4 separate regions of the Homo sapiens genome follow, and all the other regions are linked to region 2. A link is a contact called in ENCODE Hi-C or POLR2A ChIA-PET data. All regions are on one chromosome and are shown on one strand. The core of a region is the stretch at or near the end of the contact, and the rest is flanking DNA. Distances in the headings are between cores, read along the strand shown.

Evidence for each region. Hi-C counts contacts between places; a loop is a spot of excess contacts on that map. ChIA-PET counts read pairs that join two places held with the same protein, here RNA polymerase II (POLR2A). Pooled maps may share reads with other maps.
Region 1: a loop to region 2 is called in a map of PC-9, with 3 times the contacts of the local background. The contact joins the enhancer-like site here to the promoter of STC2 in region 2. A Hi-C loop is called at or near these places in 1 of 168 maps with a recorded cell type or tissue (PC-9), 1 of 37 single-sample maps with no recorded cell type and 2 of 50 pooled maps. POLR2A ChIA-PET finds 5 or more read pairs at or near these places in 1 of 52 experiments (Caco-2).
Region 3: a map of PC-9 shows a loop between it and region 2 (4-fold over the local background). The contact joins the promoter of LINC01485 here to the promoter of STC2 in region 2. A Hi-C loop is called at or near these places in 1 of 168 maps with a recorded cell type or tissue (PC-9) and 1 of 50 pooled maps. POLR2A ChIA-PET finds 5 or more read pairs at or near these places in 2 of 52 experiments (BJ and HEK293).
Region 4: a pooled map shows a loop between it and region 2 (5-fold over the local background). The contact joins the enhancer-like site here to the promoter of STC2 in region 2. A Hi-C loop is called at or near these places in 8 of 50 pooled maps. POLR2A ChIA-PET finds 5 or more read pairs at or near these places in 2 of 52 experiments (H1 and WTC11).

The regions. Positions count from the first base shown.
Region 1 is chr5:173,818,820-173,822,554 of GRCh38, reverse strand. No RefSeq gene overlaps it. Among named protein-coding and RNA genes, the nearest start is that of LINC01485, 30 kb to the right of the region's middle. RefSeq lists a cis regulatory region at 1-133. Within about 2 kb of position 1,299, at least 6 of the 41 ENCODE cell types and tissues checked have a DNase peak (open chromatin) inside an H3K27ac peak, as active enhancers do; they include PC-9, where a contact is called at or near this core.
Region 2 is chr5:173,326,437-173,329,982 of GRCh38, reverse strand. STC2 (stanniocalcin 2) reads left to right here and starts at 1,569. Exons shown (of 4, transcript NM_003714.3): 1 at 1,569-1,940. The coding sequence starts at 1,790. LOC124901137 (a long non-coding RNA gene) reads right to left here and starts at 1,384. Exons shown (of 2, transcript XR_007059056.1): 1 at 232-1,384. RefSeq lists a silencer at 156-375.
Region 3 is chr5:173,789,251-173,792,831 of GRCh38, reverse strand. LINC01485 (long intergenic non-protein coding RNA 1485) reads left to right here and starts at 1,890. Exons shown (of 4, transcript NR_108028.1): 1 at 1,890-2,023; 2 at 2,105-2,196. All of the region lies in intron 1 of LOC107986482 (a long non-coding RNA gene), which reads right to left.
Region 4 is chr5:173,033,350-173,036,815 of GRCh38, reverse strand. ATP6V0E1 (ATPase H+ transporting V0 subunit e1) reads right to left here. Exons shown (of 4, transcript NM_003945.4): 4 at 1,371-2,417. Among named protein-coding and RNA genes, the nearest start is that of SNORA74B, 14 kb to the right of the region's middle. Within about 2 kb of position 1,320, at least 11 of the 41 ENCODE cell types and tissues checked have a DNase peak (open chromatin) inside an H3K27ac peak, as active enhancers do.

The DNA.
Region 1 (3,735 bases), core at 50-2,549, 490 kb before region 2:
CTGTGCTGCCTCCCCTCAATGGCTCACCCACACCCCCACACACATACACACCCACACACACACACCTGCTGACAGATCAGGCCACTGATGATTTCTGGAAAATGTCAGCTTCCTAGGGTGGCATCGTCCATACATATAATGCAAGTCACGTATGTAATTTTACATTTTCTAGCAGCTACATTAAAAAAGTAAAAAGAGGCCAGGCGCACCTGTAATCCTAGCACTTTGGGAGGCTGCGGCAGGCGGATCACGAGGTCAGGAGTTCGAGACCAGCCTGACCAACATGGTGAAACCTCATCTCTACTAAAAATACAAAAATTATCTGGGCATGGTGGCACGCGCCTGTAATCTCAGCTACTCAGGAGGATGAGGCAAGAGGATTGCTTGAACCCGGGAGGCGGAGGTTGCAGTGAGCCGAGATCACACTATTGCACTCCAGCCTGAGCAACAGAGCAAGACTCCATCTCAAAAAAAAAAAAAAAAGTAAAAAGAAACTGGTAAAATCCCTTTAGTAGCATATTAAATATATGTAAAATATTGACATTTCAACATGTAATCAACAGAAAACAAATTAGGAGTGAGTTTCTTGTTTTTGTTCTAAATTTTAGCAATCTGGCATATATCTTAAACTTATGGGCCATCTCAAATTGGAGTAGCTGCATGTTCCTAGTGGCTGCAGTACTGGACTGTGCAATTCACCAAATTTTTTAGGTCAGAGTACATCTAGGAAATGACCATACTTGTATGGTGTCCCAGGGTAAATAGTCGAGCCTGTTAGGGGCCAGAGGCAACAGGCCAGATGCCCCAAGTTCCCATCGCCCCACTTTCTTCACTGTTCCAAAAGAAACCCCCCTTAAGGGCTGGACATTCAGAGGCTTTATGCATATTAGGAAAAGGCATCCTGTCTGGGGATTTCAGTCCCACTACTCTTGAAGCTGAAGCTGGATGCCCTCGTTTTGTGCACAGCATGTACAACTACCTTCAGGCGTCTGCTGAGGGATGAGGGATCCATTTCTGGGCGCACATGTATCTAGCCATGGTAGCACAGGCCGGGAAGCTCTGTGCTGGAAATTCTGAGTTTGTGTGTGTGTGTGTGTGTGTGTGTGTGTGTGTGTGTGTGTTACCTTTCTTCCTTCTCTTTACTCTCCTTTTCTGCCTTCTGTCGAGCACAGCCTGCCTGTGACCTCACAGCAATAAGTTAGGCCAGTGGTTTTCAAAGTGCAGTTCCCAGAATAGTAACAGCAGCATCACCTGGTTCCTGTTAGAAATGCAAATTCTCAGGCCCCACCCTAGACCTACTGAATCAGAAACTCTGGGGGTGGGGCCCAGAGCTCTGTGTTTGACGAGCCCTCCCTGTGATCCTGATGCTGTCTACACAGAATAGAAATACTGTGATAATAACACCACCACCACCTGCCTTTCACTGAGTGCTTTCTGTGAACACTTACTAAATGACTATGACCCTCATAGCCAGTCTGATGAGGGTGCCATAACTTGCCCCATGTTACAGAAGGGAAACTGAGGTGTGGAGGCCAGTGGTTCGAACAGACCCCACAGCTGGTGTATGACAGTGCAGACACAGGATTTGAATTGAGTTATCTTTACTGGAGCACCCATGGTTGCAACTGTTTGGCTATGCAGCTTCTTTTTCTACTTCAGCCCAACTGATGGCTTGAAGTCTTTGGCTTGGAAATATTCTGTCCTAATCTCTCATTCGTTCATTCATTTATTCTGGATTGAGCTCCTAATCTGTGCCAGGTCCCATATTAGGCACTGGAGCTGCAAAGATAACTAGGACTTGGTCGTTACTCATAAGAAGCTTATAGAATAGTTAATTTGGGTCTTGGGAAGGCAAAACAAACCAAGAACAGTCCGGATTAAGATGAATTGGGGTCAATTGAATAATTGGAAATTTGGCAGTCATAGTGGTAATTTCTTAGTGGGAAACACATGTGCTTGGATTTTTCGGGATAGTATTGGTTATGACTCAACCCCTCCCCTTTCTCATGTAACCATTTCTTCCTCATTGATTGCTCTGGAAGCAGAAATTTTATTTTATTGCTTTAGATAATAACTTGGCCTCACTTTATTTGTCAGCTGAGTTCTAATGGTGCAAAGTGGAATGATTTTCCTGGACCCACTTTTTAGGGGTATGGATGTTGTGACACTTTGGGAAACTGGAAGTGATTCTATATGACAGTTTTGTAGGTCAGAATATACATGCAACCTGGAAGTCCACTGGGACTTCTCTGCTCCTTGGAGATAGATAAACATTATATCTGTTAGAAATGCCTTTGGATGCAAGTAACTAAAAACAAGGCCCAGTAGTTTATTCTTATTTATAACAAAAAGTCCAGAATGAACAGACGATAGCCTTGGTTCAGCAGCTTGTTAATGCCGGGGCCAGTAACTCTGATTCCCTTGGCCTCTCCCCTCATGCTTGTCTCTCAGAATCACAAGATGCCCTCATAGAACCAGACATCACATCTGTGTTCAAGGCAGGATGAAGCTGTGGGGAAAGTGTTGTTATAGACAGGTTTTCTTTCTTTCTTTTATTTTTGCTGGGTGCTATAGTTTGAATGTGTCTTCCAAATTTCATGTGCTGGAAACTTAATCCCTAAATTCATATGTTGATTAGAGACGGGGCTTTTGGGAGGAAACTAGGACTAGATAAGGTCATTAGGGTGGGGCCCCCATGATGGGACTGGTGGCTTTATAAGAAGAGGAAGAGAGACCTGAACATACACGCAGTCTCTTGCCCTCTCTCCATGTGATGCCTCCTGCCACATTTTGACTCAGAACAAGGCCCTCCCCAGGGCCCATGCCATGCTCTTGGACTTCCCATCCTCCAGAACTGTGAGCTACATACATTTCTTTTCTTTATAATTTACTCAGTATGTGGTATTCTGTTATAGCAAGAGAAAATGAACTAAGACACCACGTAAGCAAAGCTTTCCCAAAGCCCCCACAATAGGCTTCCTCTTAAGTCCTATTGGTCAAAACTGTGTCATGTGGCCTTAAGGGATGCTGGAAGAATATTTGTCACAATTGGCTCAGACTCATAGTGATTTATCACTGCAGCTGGGCATGGTTCTGTGAGCAAGAAAAAGGGGAGAATGGACAATCTGTAGGAGACTAAGAGTGTGTACTACAATCACCATCTCCACTATGGTTGTCTTCTTTTTGCCATGCTAGCAAACAATGCTTTTGCCATGTGCTGGCCGCGATAATAATTGTTTTGTAGGTGTTTCCTCATCTAATTCTCAGAACAATCGTAGAGATTGTTCTTAGAGATAAAGGAGGGAGATTAAGAAAGGCCACGTGATCTGCCCAATATCACTCAGCTACTAAGTGGAAAAACTGGGATTTGGATCCAGGCTGTATGTTGCCAGAGCCCACATTTTATTATTATTGTTTTTTTGAAATGGAGTCTTGCTCTGTTGCCAGGCTGGAGTGCACTGGTGCAATTTCGGCTCACTGCAAACTCCGCCTCCCGGGTTCAAGAGATTCTCCTGCCTCAGCCTCTCGAGTAGCTGGGACTACAGGCGCATGCCACCACACCCGGCTAATTTTTGTATTTTTAGTAGAGAAGGGGTTTCACCTTGTTGCCCAGGATGGTCTTGATCTCCTGACCTTGTAATCCACCCACCTTGGCTTCCCAAAGTGCTGGGATTACAGGCGTGAGCCACCGTGCCCAGCCCAGAGCCCACATTACTTACTGCTTCAAGAGACTGT
Region 2 (3,546 bases), core at 320-2,819:
TTGGAAGTCAAGCGCCGGCCAAAAGATGACCTGCCCGCGTGTCTCCTCGCCCCCTCCCCCAGCCGTGTCACATGGCGGCCCCAACCAGGCGGGCAGTGCGCCCCGCCGCGGAGACCCAGGGCCGCGTCGCCTGGGCAGTGGGTGATGAAACTTCCCAGGCGCATTACCGCAGAGGGCGCGGGCGGGGCGCGGGGCGGGGGTGGGGGATCGAGAGCTGGTACCGGGGCTCACCTGTTCTCCAGGAGGAGGGTGGGGACGGGGGGAGGGGCGAGTGCGCGCCAACGCCGGGTGCGTGCCCTGGGGCGCTTGGGCGCGGCGCTCGTGTCCCCGCCCTCCCCCAGCCCTGCGAGCCCCCCGAGCTGCGCCGTGGGGTGACGGGACCGAGAGCAGTTCCTGTCCCCGGCCCCGGCGCGGGGGAGACGTGAGCGTGCACACGTACACACACAGCAGGGGAAGAGGCGCTCCAAGCGGCGCCCAACTTTCTCCTTCCCTCCACGGGCCGGGTGAGAAAGTAGCCGGGGGCTATCCCGACCCGGCGGTTCTTGGGGAGGGGGCCGAACAAGAAAAGGGAGGAGATGGAGATAACTTCCCCGGATTTAGCTTTTTTGTCTTTGTTTTTGTTCTCACCACTTCCATCGGATGACTGGAGAGTAAAAGGGAACCCGGAGCGGGGTGGCGAGCAGCGCTTTGAGAAAATGCAGGAGTGTGTTTGGAGACGCGTAAAGTTGCCTTTCAAGCTCTGGCCTCCGGGCACGCGATGCTCCGCGGCGGGCTGACTCAGGGCTGCCTTGGGCCTCCCTGCCACCCTCCTGGAAATGATGCAAGTCCTGACTGTCACCTGGATCCCTGCAGCCCAGCCTGGAATGCGTCTGGATTAGGGGAAAGACGAGAAACGACACTCCAGGTGTTGCACGGCCCACCAAAGCGGGAAGATAGGGCAGTTGCTCAGACCAAATACTGTATCTAGTGCTTCTGCTCCTATCTTCAATCGTGGGGTTCTTTTTAATGCAAAGTGTCACAAGGCCAGGAATTCCCATGTGTGCTCAGTTGGCCCACAGCATCATTGTGCCTAGGAAACTGCTTCAATTTATCAAGTCCTCTGGGCTGGGAATCTCACTGAATTCCAAACGGCGGAAAGAGGAAACTTTCCCAACCCGATGTGGGTGTGACGCGAGCCAGGGGCCCCAGGGACACTGTCCCAGAGCACACCGTCCCCCTTTAACAGCAACTGGAGCTTGGATTCGCTCTTATATTGTACAGTCCTTTCGACCATTGCCCTGGAGCACCCGCACACGCGCACGCATCTCCGGCCGCGCTCACACACACTCATACACACGCACGCAAACGCGTGGCCGCCGCCAGGTCGGCAACTTTGTCCGGCGCTCCCAGCGGCGCTCGGCTTCCTCCTGTAGTAGTTGAGCGCAGGCCCCGCCTCCCGGCCGTGTTGTCAAAAGGGCCGGGGTCTCGGATTGGTCCAGCCGCCGGGACAACACCTGCTCGACTCCTTCATTCAAGTGACACCAGAGCTTCCAGGGATATTTGAGGCACCATCCCTGCCATTGCCGGGCACTCGCGGCGCTGCTAACGGCCTGGTCACATGCTCTCCGGAGAGCTACGGGAGGGCGCTGGGTAACCTCTATCCGAGCCGCGGCCGCGAGGAGGAGGGAAAAGGCGAGCAAAAAGGAAGAGTGGGAGGAGGAGGGGAAGCGGCGAAGGAGGAAGAGGAGGAGGAGGAAGAGGGGAGCACAAAGGATCCAGGTCTCCCGACGGGAGGTTAATACCAAGAACCATGTGTGCCGAGCGGCTGGGCCAGTTCATGACCCTGGCTTTGGTGTTGGCCACCTTTGACCCGGCGCGGGGGACCGACGCCACCAACCCACCCGAGGGTCCCCAAGACAGGAGCTCCCAGCAGAAAGGCCGCCTGTCCCTGCAGAATACAGGTAAGTGCATGTGCCCCCGCAGCCGGGAGCTACTGGGAGAGGACACCGTGCACCCACGCGGCGCGCCCCAGGCGTTTCGCCGGGAGCCAGGCGCCCACCCAGGGCCACGCAAACTCTTGGGATGGCACGGGACGTGCAAAGGGAAGCGCGAGGCAAGGCGAGGTCCGCGCCGGGCTCCGAGGGCCCGGAATCTGCACGTGCTAGCAGGGTGATGAAATGGCTGGGGCAGGACTTGTTGCTGTCCTCCCCAGGGTCGAGGGGAAATGAAGCAGCGTCTGACGCTGCCAGCGCCAGCCCCCGCCCCCGAATCCCGGGTCCGGTGCAAAGCGCGCTTCATCCCGGCCGGCACGCGGGAGGCCCAGAGGGTCCCCGGAGCTGGGCTGCGCCCTGCGCCCGGAGAACTTCTCTTCCTGGCCTGCCGGCCTCAGTAAGGGTGCCGCGTCTTCCCCCTCCTCAAAAGATGCCCGACATCCCAGAACTTTGCCGGCGAGACAAATGGCATTGCGAACTTTCCCCCTGGGGGCACTGCTTTCGGAAGGGAGCGTGAGGGCAGCGCAAAGCGTACCTCCGCGGTGCTGCCGCCATCCCCAGCTCCTGGCCAGGTCAGCAAGCCAAGAAATGGTGACACGACCCGAACCGTGCGCCTCCTCTGCTCTACCGGCTCTTGGCTCACCGGCAAGCTGCAAAGCAGAGCCAGGCGTGCAGGGCACGGGGCTGGCCCTTTTCCCAGCTCGGAAAGAGAAAGAAAATCTGCCTACAGCTCCTTCGCTCCACGACCCCTCCCCCGACTTTGGGGGGCCGTGTGAACGCGGCAGCGGCGGCGTGCGTGCGCTCACCGCACGAGCTGGAATGCACGAGTGCCCATTAGGGACGCCCCAAGTGAGTGAATGGCGGCCCTGTGCGGTCCTGCCCCGGCGGCGCGTGGGGTCTTACGGATCCTGTCGCCTCCACATGCTGGGGCCGGCACCCCCACCACCCCGAGACCCTCGCCCACCCTCCCCCTCCTCTGGCGCTTCCTCTGAGAACTGAACCTGATTCTCGGTGGTCGGTGACCCTCAACAATACACGCCCCTCATTCTCTGGCTAGATTTAATCTGATGCGGGTTATCTGCTCCGACCCCGCCCTTCTTCCAAAATATACTTTTCTGATGTAATTTTGTGGTTGATTTAAATCAGAGACTTGGGTAGTGGAAAGGGAGGGAAGAGGCTTTGCACGCTGCAGCCTGACAGTTAACTCCCTCCGTCTGCCCCTTCCGAGAGAGGACTGGGGGCCACATTCGGTGAAGGGCTGCAAGCTTCCTCCCGGGCTGCGGGAATTCTAGGGGATTGGGTGATACCTCACCCGGATCCCTAATTAAAAGGAGCCTGCAACCTCTGATAGTGGCGTTTCTGAAGGCTCGCCCCCAGCTGACTCCACTCCTAAGCCTGCTCGCCAACCGCAGCTTCCCTAGCTGGTATTTTAATGCGAAGGGTTGGGAGGCACTGCCTTAATAGGAATTTTGTTTTGATTTTTAGGTGTTGAATCATAAAGCTGAATTGAAACTGCTTTTTAGATGCTGTCATTTGGGGGTCAGGAAGCAAATGGCTGTGATTTAATAGCAGCAAC
Region 3 (3,581 bases), core at 641-3,140, 460 kb before region 2:
CGATAAGTATTTGTCAACTGAATAAATAATTGAGTGGATATTTGCTTTATAATGTCTTTCCATGGCAAAATAAAAAGTGAGCAGCCCTATGTCACCTCCCAAAATTGAGGTCTTGGAAAGGAGAGGATTTCACTGGTCTATGAGGTCCTTACATTACTGAGAAAATGGAGGTAAAAAAAATGCAACATGGACAGGCGCGATGGCTCACGCCTGCAATCCCAGCACTTTGGGAGGCCAAGGCGTGTGGCTCACAAGGTCAGGAGATCGAAACCATCCTGGCCAACAGGGTGAAACCCCACCTCTATTAAAAATACAAAAAAAGAAAAAAAAAACTAGCTGGGCATGGTGCTGCACACCTGTAGTCCCAGCTACTGGGGAGGCTGAGGCAGGAGAATCATTTGAACCTGGGAGGTAGAGGTTGCAGTGAGCCAAGATCGCACCATTGCATTCCAGCCTGGTGACAGAGCGAGACTTGATCTAAAAAAAAAAAAAAAAAAAAAGCAACACGTATTATGGCACCTGGAAAAACTCACTGAACAGTAATAATTATTCTCCTCCTCCTCTGGTCCCCTTCCTCTCCCCACATTCAGTGTAAGGCCTTATCTGTGTCCAAACACTGCAGAACTTACGGGCCCATACACCAGCTTTTCCCTGCACTAAGCCAGCAGCCCTCTGTCCTCTCATTTTGCTTCATTCATTGATTTTCTTTAAAGATCCTGATGACAGACCTGGCTTGGGAGAGCCAGCCAGATCTGTGAATGGGTCTGATGGAGGCCTGTCCTGCCTGGAAGACCTGGACACTGGTATAGGTGAGCCTGGTCAGGACTCCACAGCGTTCATGATCCCAGGTCACAGGTGAAAGAAATAAAAGGTTTGCATGCGTTTGCTTGCTTTTCAGTTCCAGGCCTGCTGCTGAGGGAAGTCCAGGTGTCAAATACTAAGGCTAACTGTAGCCCTGGAGGTGCTGGCACCAGGCAGAAAGGTTTTACAAAGCTGATGACCCATATCCACTGGCCTTAGGAAGGACAGGACCAGCTTTAGGACCCTGGGCCAGAGCCAGAAGGAAGCACAGAGACTAAATTGGTTGACTCTGGGAAAGACTAAGGGCCAGAAACGTTGTGGGCCTTACTTCAGATCTCACTTGGAAATAGCAAAATAAAAAAGCTGATTTCCTGCCGGGTGTGGTGGCTCACATCTATAATGCCAGCACTTTGGGAGGCTGAGGCAGGCAGGTCATTGCAGGTGAGGCATTCAAGACCAGCCTGTCCAGCACGGTGAAAGCTCGTCTCTACTAAAAGTACAAAAAAAAAAAATTAGCAGGGTGTGGTGGCGTGCACCTGTAATCCCAGCTACTCAGGAGGCTGAGGCAGGAGAATCATTTGAATCCAGAGGCAGAGGTTGCAGCGAGCCAAGATTTTGCCACTGCACTCAGCCTGGGTGACAGAGCTAGACTCAGTCTCAAAAAATAAATAAATAAATAAATTAATTAATTAATTAATTAATTAAAACCCTAATATTCTTGCATCTCCAATTCCCTGTCCAGCACTCTCTGATCAGGGTAAGAGGGGCTCCAGCCCTGGGCCCTGCATTTTAGAAGGTCTTGCTTAGACACTGCCCCTCCCTGCGAGTGAGGAGTCTTGGGGAACAAAGGGCTGTGCCCAGTTGGAACTCACATGCCTCCCTTCCAGAGGACGCTCTGGATTCCCAGGACCCTGGGGTTCCCCGTCCAAATGACCATGCCCACTTCTGAGGCCTCCTGGACCTCTCCCATTTTCCCTAGTGTGAACCACATGGCCAGTGGGTGCTCCAGCCCTGAAGGCTGGACAAAGGGCAGCTGCTTTGTGGGACCCGGGTAGAGCTTGGCCACGTGGGCCGAGTGCCCGGTTTCTGTTTTTCTCCCGGTGCAGGAAAACATGAAGAACGGGGAAAGTAGCTGCCGCATGCCAATGTGAAACTCCGAGGAGTCTAGCCATTCTGATCTGGCCTTCCAGGTCATTAGGAGGCTCTGCCATCGTGTGAGGAGGTATGCTATATTTTATCTAGCAGTTTGTTAGCTTGCTTTAAAACTTTTAATACTTAGACATTTGGTTTGTGACCCTGCCAGGGAAAGCCTGCTGTCTGGAGAGCACACTGGTCTCCAGCGTGGGGAGAGAGAGCACTTTCGGGCTTTGCTGAGGAGGGTCTTCAGAAAAAAGAGTAAGTTGGCATCTCCTCGCACAGGTGCTTGGCTTGCCAGACCTAGGGGCATTCTCACATCACCTTTTCAGCTGAGGAAACTGAAAGTCCCAAGGTCACGCAGCTGGGAATATATGACCAAACGGCCTTCACCTTCCCCTAAATGATGTTTCAAATGACAAAATAAGGGGACAAGGAGAGATGGTTTTGTCTTTCTTCTGGGGGCGCCTTCAGCACCTGCAGGCTTTCCTTCCTGCGCATCTGCCTGGCCACTTTGTCCAGCCAGCCCAGGTGTGCAGGGGCTGCGTGTCTTTCCACCTGGCGGCTGCAACAGTCCAAACCTCCACTGTTGATTTGACTTCCTAGAAACGAGCCTGATTTGGGGGCTCTGGGGTGAGAATGCAGGAAATATTGGGATGTGGTTTCCCAGAAAGTCACACATCCCTTTAGCTTTCCCAGAAAGTGCCGAGTCCTTGCTAAGACGATTTCCTATGGAGGGAGACACTGGGTCTGCATGAGTTTCTGTTTAATTGTTTTAGAGAAAATGATCTGGACCAGAGGGAATGAGTCTGGACCAGACCTCGACACTGCCCCAATGAAAGAACTTGAGAACACTGGTCCCGTCTTCCCCTCTAATCTCCCCTCTTTCCATCGCCTCTCCCGGTGCCCTGGGCTCCACTTACAGGCCCCTGAGCAACCACTGCATTTTTGCACATGCTGCTTCCACCCAGGATGGATGGCTTTTCCCTCCTTTCTTCACCCCACCAGCTTTCTCCTTCAGGTGCCAGCTTAGTCCCTGGCTCCTTGGGTCCCTCCCACTTGTCCCCCGGCTGTAGCTTTCATGCCTCCTCTGTACTTCCCAAGCTCTAGAGTGTCCTTCTATAAACAGACTCTGTGTACCGTACTGTGGGCTGATTGCTACCTGTCTGTCTCTTGTCATTGCTGGCAAGCAATTTGGGGTAGTGATTACGTTTTATTCACCTCTCTGTTCCAGTGTGCAGCTCGGACATGGAGGGCAGAAGGTGCTCAGGAAGGATCTTCTGCATGCAGGAGCCTCCTCTCTCGAAGGGTGTTCTCCAATCATGAGCTTATTTGCTGTTTACATGCCCGAGGAGGACTGACCTTAGCAGCTATGATGACCTCATTTATCACTGTGGATAAGCACTTGGCCAGGGTCTCAGCCAGCACCCCAGGCCCAGCCTCCTGGTTTACTCATTTCTGGGGGTGGTGGCATCTGCCCACTGTCCTGAACTTTCCTCTGCTTGGGTAGGGACAGGGAGCCCCAGCAGCACTTGTTCCAGGATGACCCAGCAAATTGCAAGGTGGCATTTGGCCTTTTCCTCAGCAATTGCCAGACTTTGTCCCAGGGTGAGGAGGAAGCCAATGGAAGAGCTGGGGTGAGGAGA
Region 4 (3,466 bases), core at 71-2,570, 290 kb after region 2:
CTCTGGGTCCTATCTGAATAGAAAAGTACTGTCAGTGTACCCTGGGGATTTGGTCATTTATTTGGAAAATACTCTTGATGTATTATTATAATTCACAAATCACCTTCCCCGCCAAAATCTCATTTGGTAACAACTTCGTATAGTAGAAAAGGTATGCATTATCCCTATTTTACAGATGAAAACACTGAGAGTCAGAAATTAAATGATTTGCCCCGTTACACAGCTAGCGAGTGATGGGAGTAAGATGGCAAACCTAGGACCTCTGCTAATCTAGTGATTGTCCCAGGAGGCCACATGACGTTCGCCTGGAAGGGCTCTGGAGCGCAGGAACATTTTCGGTATCCTCTGAACGGGCTAAATGGAGGTCCTTCCAGTCTGGGCCCTGACAAACACTGGATGGAGTGTGGCAACGGTCAGGAAAATATGATTCACCAACATCCATCTCCGATGCCTAATCATGTTGTTAACAAACAGTTCTGCTATTAAGGGTGAGGTGACGAGAGAACATGTGCCTGGGTTTAGGTATTAATGGCACTGAACCTTCTCAAGAATTTAATAAATGAAACAACTAGGGCTCAAGGGTGAAGTGACTTCCTGAGCAAAGGGAATTTACCGAGTTTCCTCTCATAAAACCTGAGCTGATTTCGTCATTCCCACATTTCAACAATAGTATGATGGCAGGGCGCGGTGGCTCACACCTGTAATCCCAGCACTTTCGGAGACCAAGGTGGGCGGATCACGAGGTCAGGAGACCAGCCTGACCAACATGGTGAAACCCTGTCTCTACTAAAAATACAAAAATTAGTCGGGCGCGGTGGCAGGTGCCTGTAATCTCAGCTACTCAGGAGGCTGAGGCAGGAGAATTGCTTGAACCCGGGAGGCAGAGGTTGCAGTGAGCTGAGATCGCACCACTGCACTCCAGCCTGGGCGACAGAGTGAGACTCTGTCTCAAGAAAAAAAGAAAGAAAACATGGATCTTACTCCCCTGTCTAGCTCTGACCAACTGCATTAAGCTGGGCGAGAAATTCTCCCTGTCTGGGCTCAGCTTCCTTATCCATAAAATGATGGGGTTAGCCTATATCACCATAGCCCCCTTCAACTTCAAATCATCAATGTTTCATGTATTCCATGAAATTAGCTAATGTGGCCCTCCTGCTGGAAACGTAAAGCATGGAGTTGCCTAACAGACTGCGCAAAACAAAAGTAAAGAATGAAAAGAAACGAGAGCAGGAGAGTCACTTCAACTTGAAACTCACTTTGGTCATAAGAATAGCAAAGTAATGAGTTCAGACAGTTTGGGAGGAATAGAAAGTAGAAACTGCAAAACAGGAAATCCATTCTTGGCTGGCTGTCAAAAAGCCATGAGCTGGTGAAAATTTAGGTTCATTTTAATTTTTAATTTCTTAAAAGTAATAAAGCTCTCAAATTAGTGTATCGAGATGCCTGCTACTGAAATACAAAATTACTGTCTCCTGCCCCTGGCTTTTTAATCACTCTTGACTTCTTTAGTCCTATGTCTGAGGCTGTGATGGTTCCATCTCAGGAGCATTTGCTGCCTTGTTCTGCAGCTGGCAGGTAACCTTGAACTGCTCACCATGGTACCATCTTTAAGGACAATGCTCCAACACAACCTTATATTACAGTTCTATGTATACTAACCTTATCTCTCCAAATAGCTTGTGAACTTGCAGGGACTCCAAATTTACACATCTTTGATCCCTCCAGTGCCTTGGCTGCAGTAGGCACTCAAATAGTTACTGAACGATTAAGAAACGCACTTACCAGTCTTTTCAGGCATCTCAAGCTACATGGCAGGGTTTATATACTCAACCTAAGTTTAGACTACAAAATCATTTTTTAAAAAGGCATTATGTAGCGATAGAAAAGCTTATAAAAATGAACTTTACAAACACCGAGCCCAGATTTCCATAGAAAGGAGGAAAATATTTATTCCAAAAGATGGCAGAAAGAAGAAATTCATCCTGAAAGTATAGTTTGGTGCGATTCTGTTGAGATGGCTCTTCCCTCTGAACGTGCTCTCCTACTGACCACCCCACTGGAGTCTTGTTTGTCTTGCAGCAGTTTCTAAACACTTCACTGATTCCCACGTGAGAAGGCAGGAGCCATCTTCAAATCCACAGATTCCAAGGAGAGAGTAACGTATCTCTCAGAAGAACAGCATCTTCTATCTCAGAAGAGTACATAATCGTTTTGTGGAGTCGGCACAGTTCAGGTTATGGAGGCACGTAATTCACCAAAGTGCAAAAAAGGCAAAGGAAAACACGCTGCATTGTAGAATAAGGCATTCAAATGTGCTGTTAACGTTTAAGGCAGCTAATGGCCAAAACAGGCAAGTCAAGAAAAGTGGTCTGGTTTGGAGGTGATTTTGCATCTAGAAGGCATTCTCTTCTCGTGACCTGCAAAACAAAACCATTCTGGTAACTGGTCCTCATACATTCCTCAGGAAGGCAAAAAGTTAACATCGAGAAAGTTAACCAAGCCAACACTTTAAAATGCACAGATGCTCAACAAAATATGAAACACAGGATAATCAACTTGGTGCAAGTTTGGCCAGGTTTTGCAGGGCTGTGGCAAAAGGTCCAGTAACCAAGGACACTGCTGAAATGAGGAGCACAAGTAACACTCTATGTTACAGAAAGCAGGAAGAATGAAGCTGACTGAGATTGATTGTGCTGGAATCTAATGAATTCACCGCAGTTTCAAGAGTCTGTATTTTTCCCTTCCCTCTTATAGCATGGAGGGGAGGTTCCGCAGGCATGGCGAACTCTGCTCTGGGGCCAGGCTCCTGGGGAGCGGGCTCCTTGCATTGGTCTTGTACTGGAGGCTGCCCTGTAGCTTGCTCCCCGTTCTGGCTATCTCGAGTGTAGGTGACAAATGACACTTTTCTTTTTCTAGCAGCTTAAATTCAACACCATCTTTTTTTTTGTTTTGTTTTATTTTTGTTTTTTTCGGACACAGGGTCTTGCTCTGCCATCCAGGCTGGAGTGCAGTGGCGTGATCTCGGCTCACTGCAGTCTCAATCTCCTGAGCCCAAATGATCCTCCCATCTCAGCCTCCCAAGTAGCTGGAACTACAGGTGCACGCCAACACATTCGGCTAATTTTTATATTTTTTTGTAGAGACAGGGTTTCACCATGCTGCCCAGGTTGGGCTCTAACTCCTGGGCTCAAGCGTTGTGCCCATCCTCGCCTCCCAAAGTGCTGGGATTACAGGCATGAGCCATCATGCCCTAAACAGACTATATTTACAATGTACTAGGAAAACAACATCAGGCCAAGGAGTGGTAATTACCAGAGCTACTTGTTTCTTGTAGTAGTGTGAAAGCCTCATAATATCTTTCACTTAATCTAGGGATAATTTTCTGTTCTCTTCCTTAGGCCAGCAGAACAGCCTCTTTGTACAAGTATCAGTACCAGGCAGATTATAAATTTAGGCCAGGCGTGGT